Linked DNA regions of Homo sapiens: all the other regions are linked to region 1. The links are chromatin contacts, found by Hi-C or POLR2A ChIA-PET in ENCODE. All regions are on one chromosome and are shown on one strand. The core of a region is the stretch at or near the end of the contact, and the rest is flanking DNA. Distances in the headings are between cores, read along the strand shown.

What was found. A loop is a pair of places that touch in the nucleus more often than their neighbours do. ChIA-PET counts read pairs that join two places held with the same protein, here RNA polymerase II (POLR2A). Pooled maps may share reads with other maps.
Region 2: a map of CD8-positive, alpha-beta T cell shows a loop between it and region 1 (31-fold over the local background). The contact joins the promoter of CDC5L here to the promoter of POLR1C in region 1. A Hi-C loop is called at or near these places in 1 of 168 maps with a recorded cell type or tissue (CD8-positive, alpha-beta T cell), 1 of 37 single-sample maps with no recorded cell type and 7 of 50 pooled maps. POLR2A ChIA-PET finds 5 or more read pairs at or near these places in 1 of 52 experiments (PC-9).
Region 3: a loop to region 1 is called in a map of mammary epithelial cell, with 6 times the contacts of the local background. The contact joins the promoter of SCIRT here to the promoter of POLR1C in region 1. A Hi-C loop is called at or near these places in 4 of 168 maps with a recorded cell type or tissue (OCI-LY7, PC-9, chondrocyte and 1 more), 12 of 37 single-sample maps with no recorded cell type and 14 of 50 pooled maps. POLR2A ChIA-PET finds 5 or more read pairs at or near these places in 1 of 52 experiments (HEK293).

The regions. Positions count from the first base shown.
Region 1 is chr6:43,514,981-43,519,756 of GRCh38, reverse strand. It overlaps POLR1C (RNA polymerase I and III subunit C), which reads right to left and starts at 2,668. Exons shown (of 9, transcript NM_203290.4): 1 at 2,579-2,668; 2 at 2,380-2,451; 3 at 317-424; 4 at 1-51. The coding sequence starts at 2,647. It overlaps YIPF3 (Yip1 domain family member 3), which reads left to right and starts at 2,831. Exons shown (of 9, transcript NM_015388.4): 1 at 2,831-3,030; 2 at 3,662-3,868; 3 at 4,056-4,162. The coding sequence starts at 2,950. RefSeq lists an enhancer at 2,542-3,091.
Region 2 is chr6:44,385,024-44,389,799 of GRCh38, reverse strand. It overlaps CDC5L (cell division cycle 5 like), which reads right to left and starts at 2,094. Exons shown (of 16, transcript NM_001253.4): 1 at 1,932-2,094. The coding sequence starts at 1,976. It overlaps LOC124901323 (a long non-coding RNA gene), which reads left to right and starts at 1,881. Exons shown (of 4, transcript XR_007059595.1): 1 at 1,881-2,761; 2 at 3,631-3,750; 3 at 4,271-4,419; 4 at 4,689-4,776. RefSeq lists an enhancer at 2,013-2,212.
Region 3 is chr6:44,071,713-44,076,488 of GRCh38, reverse strand. It overlaps SCIRT (stem cell inhibitory RNA transcript), which reads left to right and starts at 1,837. Exons shown (of 5, transcript NR_125864.1): 1 at 1,837-1,992. RefSeq lists enhancers at 757-826, 1,947-2,206, 3,227-3,326, 3,367-3,426 and silencers at 2,717-2,976, 3,067-3,146.

The sequences.
Region 1 (4,776 bases), core at 1,419-3,918:
AATGGATGTATTATTGTACACCAGGACCTTCTCCACAGCCATAGTTGGCACCTGCCCAAGGAAAAATAACCACTTATCTGCAAAAACCCAACAGACCCCCTACCTATCCCCGTAACCCCAACCTCCAGAGGTAGGGAGCTATCTCTCTTCCTAGAATGTTTAATGAGAAATTTACAAAGAATGAGAAGGTAAAATGCTCAGCAAAATTCCAGGAAAATTAAGGAGGGAAGGACAGCTTGAGACACTTAATTCTCCAAGTGAGGTGTCAGTGCAGTTCCCAAAGCAACTCCAGCCTTGTCACCATGCCTGCCAATACCTCAGCTAGCAGAATTCGTCGAAAAGCATTGGCAATGGCTGCGTCAATTCCCACCATGTCAAACTCCAGTGAGTTTTCATCCATGTGTACTACATCCACACGGAAATTCTAGAGGGACAGGAAAAAACATTTAAGTGAAATCTGCTCTCTGTGTAATATCTCTTCATACCTCCCCCTTAGATAATTCCCTCAAGTATTATCCTCTCATCCAAAAACCTCCCTTTGCCCAAATGTCTCTTATTAAATATTCTATCTCGCCCAGTGTTTTAAGTTTCATGAAAAGTCTCCATTTTTGTCGTCCATTCATTAAAACCCTATGCAATATGGCTTCCAACCAAACCATCCACAGAAGCTATTCTACTGAAGAACAGAAACTACCATAGTGCTTAGTTTTGTTGACACTACTCAGTCCTCTTACTAGACTTCTGTTATGCTTGGCATTGATTAAAAAACCCCCTCCTGGCCCGGCACAGTCACTCACACCTGTAATCCCAGCACTCTGGGAGGCTGAGACGGGCAGATCACAAGGTCAGGAGTTTGAGACCAGCCTGGCCAGCATGGTGAAACCCCGTCTCTACCAAAAATACAAAAAATTAGCTGGGCATAGTGGCGCATGACTGTAGTCCCAGCTACTCGGGAGGCTGAGGCAGAACTGCTTGAACCCGGGAGGCGGAGGTTGCAGTGAGCCAAGATCGCGCCACTGCACTCCAGCCTGGGACATAAGAGTGCCTCATGAAAAGCAAAGAAAAAAATCTCCTCCTTTTTTGAACTATTCCCCTGGTTTCTGAGCTCTGAGCTCCACTCTTCTTCCTTCTCTGATGATCGACTTCCACCCATCTCTAAATTTGCCAGGTTCTTGTCTCTCTCCCAGGTCACCTTAACTGTACTAACAGTTTTAGCAACTATCTGTTCTGACAACTCCCAAAATGTTATCTCACTTCTGATCTCATTTCAAGCATGCAGTCTTCTAGCCTGCTAGATTTCTCCACATGCAGAAAACAATGCATCATCATTCCCGTTCCCCAGACCCATTTCTCCTCTCAGTAAATGATACCACAATGCATCAAAGCAGTTCCCAAGCCAAAAAGTCATTTTATGCTACCCCCACAGCCTTTACCAAAGCAATCATAAATTTACCTTCTATTCTACCTTTGCTCTATTTCTACCATCAGTCTTAGTTCATGTCTTCAACCTCAGCTTCCCTTACAACAGATCTGCCTGCTCCATATGATCCTCCTCAAACTCATTCCCTCCCAGCCACCAAGGTTGCAAATCTCATCATGTCTGCTTAAGAACTATTCAATCTCCCTATCATCAACAGTGCCCAAGACACACTTCAACCTTGCCTACCACTCATGCCAGAACTACTTGGACATGCCCGGAGCACACTTCACACAAGCCATAATTTTTTTTCAAGCATTAACCTTTTTCATTGTTCATACTTTATTCCTTGTATCAACAGGTTAAAAAAGTAAAATTTTCCCAAGCACTGATTTACAGATCATGTTTATAAGCTGCACGCAAAGGTCAGTTGCCTAAACGGTAACATTCAGTAATCTATTTAAATGCAATTTTAACCCTTATTTTAAGCTAAGTGAAACAATACAAAAGACTAAATACACACAAAACCTGTATATCCTGAACTTCACTGACTTGAAACAAACCCTTCATAATTTAACTCCTGTTCTTTTTTACTTACCATTCAAGGCTCAATTGAGATGTACCCTCCTCTTGAAATGTTAAGTACCTCTCCGCCCCTCTTCCTGGTCTCAGCGTAATGCTCCCCACCCCAACCCTGCCGTCTTCATCGCTATCAACCACCTTCACCATATTACACTAGATTCACTGTTTATACACACCATTCCTCAACAAGACTGAACATCTTTGCAGAACTGGGTAGAAACCGTGTCTAATTTGGCCTGTAAACGGAGCGTCTAGCACATTGCTCAACAAACTTACAAACGGAGCGACCCCCAAGAGCAGCTTCTGAGACAGACACAGGCTGCTCAGACCACAAGGTCTGGCCTTCATAACCCTCCCCAGACAACTCCGGCCCCACTTACCTTCTCGAAGCGGTCCTGGTCCCAGGCATCATCATAACCGGAATAGTTACCGGGAAAGTCAGTAGTATGGACCTAGAGCAAAGGGACGAATTTGTCCACGAAGGGACAGTGAGCCCACAGCTATCCCCACGCCAATCCCAAGACCCATCCCTGTTCCGCTCTCATTCCTCCCGCCCGAGCTCAAGGCCACAAGGCTTACATTGCGAACCCCAAACTCCCCCAGAACCACGCGGCTCCGCATTTCCTCCACCGCCTGAGAAGCCGCCATCTTCAATCTCTCCACGAGACTAGAGGTTCTATCTCGCGCGTGCGTCCTAGTAGCCCTGCTCCGTCTCCGTGGCAACGCACCGCCTCCTGGAATCTTAAATATCGCGAGATTTTTCCCCGCCCCCGTCCACGTCCCCAGCTTCCGGAAGTTGCTTTTGTCCAAACATCCGGGCTTCTCCTTTTTGTGTTCCGGCCGATCCCACCTCTCCTCGACCCTGGACGTCTACCTTCCGGAGGCCCACATCTTGCCCACTCCGCGCGCGGGGCTAGCGCGGGTTTCAGCGACGGGAGCCCTCAAGGGACATGGCAACTACAGCGGCGCCGGCGGGCGGCGCCCGAAATGGAGCTGGCCCGGAATGGGGAGGGTTCGAAGAAAACATCCAGGTAATGGCCCCAAGGCACCAGCTGCCAGCAGCCGGAGGGCCGGCGATGTCCAGAAGTGTCTTGGGGATTCCCCCTCTGGGCCTGGAAGTCCGCTCCATTTACAAAACTCTCTTCTTTGGGTCTTCGTGCACACTAAAGTCAGTGGGATTAACATTGACCTGAAAGGGCCAGACTACTACTCCAGCCTGAGGATCTCGGGTTTCAGGGCCCGCCCGAGGCATTAGGAAGAAGGTATTCTTGGAACAAGTTAGGAGGTTGGTCGGGGTAAGGCATGGAGTGGGGTTGGGTGGGATTCACTGGCATTCGCTGAAAACATACTATGTGTATAGTTTTGTTTGGGGCTTAGGAAAGAAGGAAATGGGCACTTTTTCAGCCTTTTAGTCTTTGATAGGTAACATAGGAGAAAGACATGAATGGAAGACTAGTAGGTTTCCCAGGCTAGAAAAGATAGCCAAAGCTAGAAACCAGGCGTTCTGAGAGCATATGAGGGGGAATGGAGTGGCATGATCTGTAGTGATTCCAAGCCGTATCCTCAGCAGTGGAAGAACAAAGCCCTAAACCCTGGGATGAGCAGAGGACTTAATGGATGGAACAGAAAAGTCCTGCACTCTAGGAGCCATTGTCTTCACAGGGCGGAGGCTCAGCTGTGATTGACATGGAGAACATGGATGATACCTCAGGCTCTAGCTTCGAGGATATGGGTGAGCTGCATCAGCGCCTGCGCGAGGAAGAAGTAGACGCTGATGCAGCTGATGCAGCTGCTGCTGAAGAGGAGGATGGAGAGTTCCTGGGCATGAAGGGCTTTAAGGGACAGCTGAGCCGGCAGGTGGCAGATCAGGTAAGCAAGATTGAATCCTCTGCAGGTAGAAAAGTAGACCTAGGTATGTCCCGTGTTCTGGAATTGGTGTTGGTGATGTTCGCCCCAGGTTGTCCAGTTAGAACCATGTAGAAATCAAACGGAAAATAGGCAACAGGATCTAGAACCAACAGTACCACAATACCTATGCCCATCTTCCTTACTTCAGATGTGGCAGGCTGGGAAAAGACAAGCCTCCAGGGCCTTCAGCTTGTACGCCAACATCGACATCCTCAGACCCTACTTTGATGTGGAGCCTGCTCAGGTGCGAAGCAGGTGAGGAGCCTTCTCTTGAAGAAGCTTCCCTCCTAACACCTAGACCTTCATGCACACTACAGTCAGATTTCAAGCCCTGGGCTCTGATGGGCTCCCCGTCTTCATGACCCCATCACCTCTCATCACTGCACCTGTCACTGAAACAAGTAATAATAGCACACCATCTTCCTCTTCTTTTCCATCTAACTGACTACTCATCTTCCCTCAAAACCTACCTCAGATGTCACTTCCTCTGTTCCACATTCCTCAATCCCATCCCCAGTTTGTTCTCTCCTGGTGTTCCTATAGAACTCTGTGCTTGCCAGCCGGGCATGGTGGCTCACGCCTGGAATCCCAGCACTTTGGGAGGCCGAGGCGGGCGGATCACAAGGTCAGGAGATCGAGACCATCCTGGCTAACACGGTGAAACCCTGTCTCTACTAAAAATGCAAAAAAAATTAGACAGGCGGGTGCCCGTAGTCCCAGCTACTCGGGAGGCTGAGGCAGGAGAATGGCATGAACCTGGGAGGCGGAGGCGGAGCTTGCAGTGAGCCGAGATCGTGCCACTGCACTTCAGCCTGAGCAACAAAGTGAGACTCCATCTCAAAAAAAAAAAAAAAAGAACTCTGCGCTTG
Region 2 (4,776 bases), core at 845-3,344, 870 kb before region 1:
ACAGGACATATCCAGGCCTCAAGAAGCAAGTTGGGACTCTGGTGAATATATTCTCCAATCCAAGCCTCCTGTCTCAAGTTTATACATGGCATTTCCCCTCCAGCCCCTTAACCCCAACTATGACCCAAGAATCCACATCTCAGGTCTAACCTAAGAATTACATATTTCTACCCCAACCCCACTAGTCAGCTCTCCTTCCAATTTCCCCCCATCTCTAGATACCATTTCACCAGGGCACCCATTGCCATGTGGAATGCACCAACCTCAAGGAAGCCTGGCAAGCCAAGCCAAAGACAAGAAAGTTAATGGAGCCATAGATGCATGCACTTAGGCGATTTTACTTCTAGGCTTTTTTTCCCACATTGGATTTGAGGTACGTGCCTCTTGAGATACCCCACTCCATCCTCTACATCTCCCATGATCAAAGATACTTTTTAAAAAGACTGCAGAGCTTTGACCACTGCATAGGAATCCTACTGTTACTTGATTTTATATCTGTCTCTCCCTCAGAAGTCATCTCTTCTCCAATTTAAACAGTCTGGTTCCCTCGGTGGAAGCTGAGGCAGTTTTCATTGTCTTTTTTGTAACTTGGTTGCAGTACAACTACACTTAAACACATTTTCAATTAAATAGATACAGCAGATACCTACTCTACTTGATTCATTCTGCAAATACCTGTCGAGCAACCTACTTCATGTTGGTTACTGTCCTAGGTCCTAGGGATACCAAGACCTGGTCCTCTCGCCATGCTGTCTGGTGAGGTGAAAGAGCAACTAGCTCTTACTCAGAGGCTACTATGTGCCCTACTCTGATCTAAATATTCCAAACGTATTAACTCGTGTAATCCTCAAGAGAGGTTAAGTATTATTATCCCAATTTAGAAAAAGTAGAAAACTGAGGCTTTCAGAAGTTAAGAAACTTACCGAGTACCACACAGAGGATGTGATGCTTACAAAAAGACAAAGCAAGTTTTAACAAACGGAAGAAAAAGGTATCATGAGAATATCGGGGGTGCAATTAATTCTTACAGAGATTCCAAGAAGTGTTTCCGAACTAGGTTTGAAGGATGATCAGAAAGATGTCAAGCGCTAGGAAGGCAAAAGATGTAAAAAAAAAAAAAAAAAGAAGCCATAAAATGTAACGAAAAAAAGACACAGAGCATGAAAAGACATGATGTGCTCCAGAAACTGATAAATTCGGTACACTCTGAACACAAAACGCACTAAAATCTAATTTCTATTTCACTCCCACTCTACTGCCCTTTGGCTCACCAATGGCACTATCCACTACGTTTCTGGAAACAGAGACTATCCTAGGCCAGTTTTTCCTTTCTGGCTTCTATCTAGGCAAAGGCAGTGACAGAAAGAGACAGACCTTGGGATCTGTCGAGATGGCAGACAGGTTATGCCCTGATAACAGATAACCAGAGAGATGCGGGCATAAACGGGCTCTCTGAACCTGGCACTCAAACTGCTTCCCCTCTGCAAGGAAGTCAATGGAGACACAAAGTTGTGGCCACGGCAACTTCTTTATTTCTGAGTATGAGACAGAGTCGTGGTGCCTGGACTAAGAGTGGATGGTGCCCCGGGGGACCAACTCTGGCTGAGTTGGAACTCTGAGTTCTTCCCGGGGCCGGGGGGGGCGGGGGGGCGGGGTGGGAGGGGGCGTATTCAAGTCAACAAATGTTCACTCAGGGCCTAACAAGTGAGCTTGGAGCCGAGTAGCCAGGTGGTGACATCACGGTCCCTGTCCTACTGGCGCTCGCACAACACGGGGCCAGACACACGGAAAGGGCCCCAAGGGTCAGCCCCCGGGCTGCCCTCCACGCAGACCCCACAGGGTCTCCTCGTCGCCCCCCCGACCTCCGCGCGCGTGCGCACAAGCTGCTAGAGGGAGCGGCGGGCAGCGGACGGCGGGAAAAGGAGACTTACCTCGGTATTCCTCCATACGCCCCCCTTGATCATAATTCGAGGCATCTTGGCGGCAGGGTGTCTCGGCAAGCAGCCGAGAGGAGCTTCAGAGAAGTAGTAACAGCGATTGGGCCACCGGACTCAAAGCCGCCACTTCCTCCAAGCGCGACCTTCTGCTTTGAAGATCTGCGCAAGCGCAAGGTGGGAGGGGGCGCAGAATAGCAAGTCTCGCGAGATATTGGGTGGCTGAAAGGGAAAAAGTGTCTTGTGGAAGCTCAGCTGCAGGAAGACTAACACAAAACCATCAAACCACTCTGGCCAAAGCGCCTTACGCCCCGCGCATGTCCAAAACAGAATGGAAGAAACTACGGCTCTCGCGAGATAGCGGCGGTAGCGCTTGGCTGGGAACTTAGTGGTGGGATTGATCGTGACGTCACCGAGTGGCAGAGGGTGGGAACGTCACGCGTACGGAATTTCAGCACAGTTGCTCCGAAGAAGGCTTTGTTAATTTATTAATCTAGCCCTTTCAAGTATTTCAGTAATAGGAATTTATTCACAGAATACTCAGGAAAATCCAGTAGTTTATTTAAGGCTCAGTTTCCTAACCTGTAAAATAGAGATCATAGTAATGCCAACCTCACAGGATTGTCGTAAGGGCTAAATGAGATCATAGACCCAGCACAGTATCTGATCCATAATAACTGCTGCAAAACAATAGCAGCTATTACTGCAAGGAGGGCAACGCCAACTTCACCCCGTCCCCAGGTGATCCAGGCTTCTTCCAGAAACCTGCAGAAACGTCACGTCAGAGTTTTTAATTCATCGCCCAGTCTGGATTAATAATGCCATTGGTACGCACTGGTATTAGACAAAGTCGAGTTGGGTTGAAATATTGTGAAATCTTGGCTTTCTCATAAGTTTGGGTAATAACCTTACTGAATCTCAGTATCCTCATCTGAAAAGTGGAGCTAACAATACCCGCCTCGTAAATGAGGAGGCAGATTAACTGAAACATAACTAAAACCCAGTGAGGTAGGGATTGGCAAACTCTCTGCTACCCCACCCCAATTACTCATGCAGTCTCCTTCATCCTTCCAGAACATCTCTGGCTCCATCCCTGGAAAATATCAAAATATTTAGTGGGTTGGGAAATGCCCTATTTATAGTACTTAGTATTTATATAGTGCCTATCTCTTTATATTTCTTCATTTCTCCGTTTGCCTCTTCTGGAAGAGCTACAGAATTTTCTTTTTCCTTTTAGCTTTTATTTACACACATTCTGTGCAATTATGGTCAGCAAGAGGGCATTTTCCATGGCCACCCTGGTAGTGTTTGCCACTCAAAGGTTTATGCTGGCGGGCAGCCCGCCCTTGAGCTGTTTACCCACTGTGTGGTGTATAAGAAACCATTGGACCTGTGGCCAGTTAAACTCAAACAAAATGTTTTCATTTGGACCTCTCCTGTAATGGGGCGGTTTTTTTTTAATTTGTTATATTTAATTTTTGTGGGTACATAGTACACACATATTTATGGGGTACATGAGATATTTTGATACTGGCATACAACACATAATAATCACATCAGGGTAAATGGGGTATCCATCATCTCAAGTGTTTATCTTTTGTTTTACAAACAATCCAATTATAATCTTTTAGTTAATTTAAATGTACAATTAAATTATTTTTTACTATAGTCACCCTGTTGTGCTATCAAATACTAGGTCTTCGAGATTTTAACACTGGAGCATAGAGGAGGTCAGTCTCTACTGACTGCTGAACATCCAACACGTGACACCCAGGAGTTGTCTACCACCATGTTTTGGACTAAGGGAAAAAAGCAGGTAAAGAGAGAGATGTAAGTCCTGACCATGTCAGAGTACCTGGATCCAGCATGTTCCTGAGTCCCAGCTGCATTCCTGTCCTTGCATTCTGATTATTAGTTTCCTATTTGTGTTAGCCACTTGGAATTGGGTTTCTATTATTTGTAAGGAAGAGTCCTAACAATTCCAGAGATGGACCAATACTCTGTCAGAGGCCTTTCAGATCTCACATTCCAAGAGTTGATGAAGGCTTCTCCCTCCCACTCAGGGCCACCTCTTTACCATATGTTACTTTTGTGAGAACTAGAAAAAGGTGCCCCTTCCTCAAGACACTTTATGCCACATGCTGGAAAATTGTCACAAAATACTGGTGTTCTGAGAACAGGGCACTCTATTACAAGAAAATTGGATCTACCATCTCCACTATGTGAATTCCACCCCTAGAGACATGCATTGTACAACTTACTCATCCAGGTAAAACAGCCCTGTCAACTGTCCCTCATTTCACCTTTGAACATGCAGATTGTATATTCCCTTTCAGAATTCAGAAAAATGCAACATCATGGAAGTTCCAGGATGTCTGAAACCAGAGCACTGTAGCCACAAACATCAGAACACAAACACACTGTTCTCCAGGATGGCCTGCTTGGCCAGCCTCCCCCACCATACTACTGCAGCCTCACCAGCCAGGTATGGGAACCCTTACAAAGAGGCCACAGGGACTGCCAACAATCTCTTGAGGGACAGCCATAAGAAGCATCTATCGTTAGGCAACCAGACTATATGGTCAGTCACTGTGAATCTTTGGTAAAGTGAGTGGCCACTGCTAAATAGTCTCACTCACCCAAGGCATTTTTCCCCAAACATGTTCCTTAGAACACCAGTTACATAAAATACTCCATTTAAAAAAAAACAAAAAATAAAAAAAAACATGGTTTTTATGTCCTCCCCTCTTGCAGAGTCACTGAAATTAAAGCCTGTAAGAAGCTGTCAGATGAAAAAATCTGTTTCTCCCTGTTGAGAGTTGAATTGTATTCCCCCCAAATA
Region 3 (4,776 bases), core at 588-3,087, 560 kb before region 1:
CCAGAAGTTAGCCTTCAGGCCCCGTTGTATTTAAAATGGGCTGCCCTGGGACTTCACTGACCAAAGGAGGGGGCTGGGCCCCTAACTTGGGTGACAGCAATGACCTTGGGAGGGATGGAATTATACGTGACAGGAGAGGGACCAGTTCCCATCCCAGAGCTCCTTGCACCTCTCCAATTCCCTCATGCCAGTCCACACCTCCCTAACCTCAAAAGGCCTGTTCCCACCACCCCAGGGCACCTGCTTTTTCTGCAGAGCCACCCTAGTCCACTTTGGGTCTTGCTCTGACCTGGGGCCCAGGAGAGGGTCTCCTAAGTGGGTGGGTACACACAGGTTTGCTGTGGTCCAGAAGGAGGCTGACCAGAGTTTGAGAGTTTGAGCCCAGTTAGGTCACAGCCCCCTACCTCCTCCCCTCCCCTCTCCTCCCCCTGTCCCCGCCCTGCCCCATTGCTTTCAGAGTAAATTAACTAATTACCTCCAATTAAAGCACCTGGCTCTCTGTATCCTCCTAGGCCTTCAATCACTGCTTCTGGGAGTCCTCTTCATCCAGGCAGGGTCTGGAAGGGGGCCTGACCAGTAAGTTGGAAGTCAGTGAATCAATGAAGTGGGGCGGGGAAGACAGGATGGAGGAAGCCCACAGTGCCATTTACTGCTTGGGAGTGGTCCAGGCAGCCAGGACCTCTGACTTGGCCAGCTTGCAGACTGAGGTTGGGTCTGGGGACTTGGGCCCTAGGGGGGCCTGTGAAGGCTGGGAGCAGGAGCTGCCTTTGGAGGTTAAGTCCCTGGTGAAGGGCCTGTGCAGATGTGTGCAGATGTCAAGGCCCTGAGGGTGACCCTAGAAGCCCCTCAGCAGGAGAAGCAACTTGAGGGTCAGGTCCTAGAAGCTAGCAGTTCTTGGCACCTGCTGCCTCCCTCACCCAGCAGGCAGGGAGAGACTCCAAATGCCTGTAGGCCCAACCAGTCCCTCCTGTCTTTAACCCCAGCTGGCTCCTCCTGCTGCTCAGGAAGTGAAAACCCCTCCATTCTTTTCTCCGGGCCCCCTTGGTGGCCCCCAGGCACAGGCCCAACACTAGCTCTGCCCAGCACTGTCCTGGCCCACCCCACGTGTAGGACGTGATGGGGAGGATACCTGGTGGCAGGAGGCAGACTGATGGATTGTTGACCTGGGTCTCACCTCTGGACGAGCTGGCCATTCCTGGGGACTGGGCAGGGTCACGCCAGGCTGTGACTCAGGCCCCTGCCCCACCATGCCAGGGACCTGGGCTTGGGCCATCCTCTGTGTATGTGGGGTGGGGTGGAGCAGAGGTTTGTCAATTGGAGGCTTCTCTTTGGGGACACCTCTCACAGCCCCAGGGAGCCAGACTATGACTAGAAGGATCAGGGTTTCCATGGCTGCTCCTCCCCACCCACCACCCCAATAGAGGCTGACAGGAAGGACTCCCAAGCAGGGCACAGCAGCCATATGAGTTAGTGGGTGTATGAGCCATCCAGGACAGGGGTAGGGCTCAGCACACAGGAAGGGCCACTCCTGGGGTGTCCTGAGCCCCTATCTGCCAGCTCGGCTTGTCTCCCTAGGCCCATGGAAAGCTGGCTCAAAACTCCCCACCTCCAGGAAGGCGTCACCATGCCTCGCTTGTTTGTGGCCAGCCCAGCGCTGCTCTCAGCTCCCACTTTTCACTTGTTTCTCTGCCTCTTGTCCCCTTTCCCAGATCCACCAAGCGTCTATGGGCAGACTGTTTTTTCCTGCACTTCCTAGTGGCCAGCAGAGGGCGCCGCCAAAAGACTGAGGCCACCACGGAGGGAACAGGAGAATCGGCTTTTTGGGGTCTAGCCACTGTGCAGAGCCCAGGCGCGTGGGTCGGTGTCGGGTGTGTGTGTACGTCTGTGTGTGTAATGAAACTGGACGCCTTCCTTCCCGGCGATCTTGACTTAACCTGTCAGCAGAGGGCTTGAGGTTAGACCACAGGTTGAACCTAGGTGGCTGCTGGAGAGGTAAGCCCAGGTGGCTCTTGGCAGGAAGAGGAGGATGAGTGAGTTGCTCCCTTCTAGCAACCCAAATGGGAAGGGACAACGGAGGTTGCCAGCTTTCCTCCCTGACCCTGGAAGAAGGGTTGGGAGGGGTTGCACAGAATAGCTGGTGTCCCACCCTGTGGGAGGAACTGCTATGGACATCTGGGCCACATCTGGTTTCCTGGCAAGGCAGGGAGCTGGTCTGTTTGGAATTCTTGGTCCACCGCTTGGTGGTCCCTCACCATTACATTCTAGGAGGACCCTTTACAAACAGGTGTATAGGGCGCAGCCCTGTAATGCGAGTGAGTCCACAGCAACCTAGTCGTGGTCACACTCCTTTGGAAGTGGCCCTAGGGGCCTGGGCAGCAGCCTGCTCCTCTGCGCCACTCGACCTTTCTGTGGCCATGTTGGAGTCTGCATGCTGAGATGCTGCCCTTTCCCCTTGGAAATGCTGGGAAATGTGCTCTGGTGTCCATCCTGGCCATGCCTCTTCCTCCAGGTGGGGTAAGAGATGAAAAGAGGAGTTAGTCTGCAGTACCTCTTAGGGACCCCACCCCATGAAAGGCGGAGTGGGGAAGTGCTTGCTGTTGGGTCACCTCCACGAAAGCTTGGGAATGCGGTTGGGACGGGTAGCGGGAGGAGGGGTCAGCAGGAGTGGTTCTTTCTTGGGTCTGGATTCTGGGTTTTGGGGACGAGACAACACGGAGGAAACCCCTCTTGGTCGGCTTGGTTCCAGGAGGCTCAGGCCGGGAGATGGCCGTAATGGCCTCGCAGAAAGAAGCGGGAGCGGGGGAGGGGGAAGGCTGAGCATCGAGCCCACCCGGACTCTCCCTCTGTCCTCCCCGCTGCGGGGGCCCACCCCTTCGCCCCCACCCCTCTATCTCCAGGGCCGCCGCGGCCCCTCCCCGAGACCTGGGCGCCGCCTCCCCCTCCCCTCCTCCTCCCCCTCCCACCCAGCGCTGCAGCTGCTGCCGACGGACCATTCTGCACGTAGCGAATGGAGGAGACGCACAAGGGAGGCCTCAAGTGCGCGCGCGCGGGAGCCGGAGCGGCGCGGGCGGGGGAGCGGCTGCGGGCGCGCGTGCGCGTGCGGCGCCGGCTTTGATCGCGCGCGCCGAGCTCCGGAGCGCGCTGCTCTTCTGAGCGCCGGGGTTGGGGATGCTGGGCGGTGAGCCTCCGTACCCTCTCCACTCCGCGCACGCTCTGTTACCCCTCCAGCAAACCCCGCCTCCAGCCAGGACCCTTTTCAGTTGCCACCCCAATAGTACTGTCCTCTGCGCGTAGTAGGGTCTTCTGTTACGGTGTGCCGGGTGACGGATTGTACAGTCAGCCAGGTCCTGGGCTAGGGTTTCACAGAGTTCAGAACATGCCCGTGTTCATGACCATATAGTTTCACTTTTGCCCCAGGATCTCTCAGCCTGGAGGCCCTCACCCGCCTGCCTCTGCTGCACCTCAAACCTAGGCAAGCCCCATAAAGCCCCTTATAAGGGCTTGGGAAGAAAAAACAAAGGAGTGCTTTGACTTTTATTTCCTCTGGGATGGGGAACTCCCAAGGGAGTTCATTTCCCTTTCACCCCCTCCTATGTTACCTGCACAGCTCCTACTCCCTGGGGTGTCCAGGACTCTGCTGGGCCCTGCCCACACCACTGACAAAGGTGTGGTATGGTAAGCACAGAGTCTGCGTCCTGGGACAACCCAGGGAGTACAGGGAGGCTGTGTCAGGCTATGGCAGGCAGGGCCTTCATCTTGGAGGTGTCTCCTGACTTCCAGGGGCACTCTCTTCACTTCCTGAATCCCTGATCAGGAAGGGGATTGGCAAGTGGCTGGCCTGCCACCTGGGCCACTGGCAAGTGGGTGGCCGGGGGGGGGGGGCTGTCTTCCTTCCCTGGATGGGCTACGTTGGCACCTCATTCCACCTTCCTCACTGTGCATCCTGGCTCTCCTGGCTAGGTGGGCATTGGGCAAGACAGGTGACAGGGCCTTGCAAAGGGATGTCTGAATAGGGTCGGTGGTGTTTTGAACCTCCCTGTGGGAGTGAACTGAAGGGGACTGGTCTGTGGAATGTGCAGGTGGAGGTAGCTGAGAGCTCTTTGTCACGTACTAACTTAAACTGGCCCCAGTTGTTTGACCCCTCTGAGCCTCAGTTTTCTGTGTAATGGGAGTACAGCATTCACCCAGCGGGGCTGTTGAGGATTAAAATATAATCTGCCTATAACATGCCTCATATGTTGGAGGCATGTATGAGGTAAACCTTTTTTTATTATTGTGTTTGAACTGGCTGAAAGTCTGGGGACATTTCCCTCAGCTTTGTTTCCATGGATAGAGTGAATTCAAATCCCGGAGCTGGCAGCTCCTTGGAATTTGAAGGTGGGCTTTGAGAAAACTGTAAAGAGGCCAGTAACATGTCATGTTTATGTCACCATCCAAGAATGAACCATTTCATACTAGTTTTCCAGACATTAATATCTGAAACCTTAAAAAGAGATATTTTGGATAGGAATCACTAGTGGATATTACACGCTTTCCGGGCTTTTAATCAGAGGTTACAGAACATGTGAGTCTTCATGACTCAGGGTTGTGGTTACAAGGGTCCATCAGTATCCTGGTTGTAATACAGTGAAAATCCAAGGCCTTTTTTGGCCCCACACCAACGGCTCATTCCATGAAGGCTACATTTTCGTAGTTCTTGTGTCTACTTTTATAGTACTTTATCACTTCATCAACTCTCTCCGTATAAACTATCACTTCTGTTACCATCACTTTGCC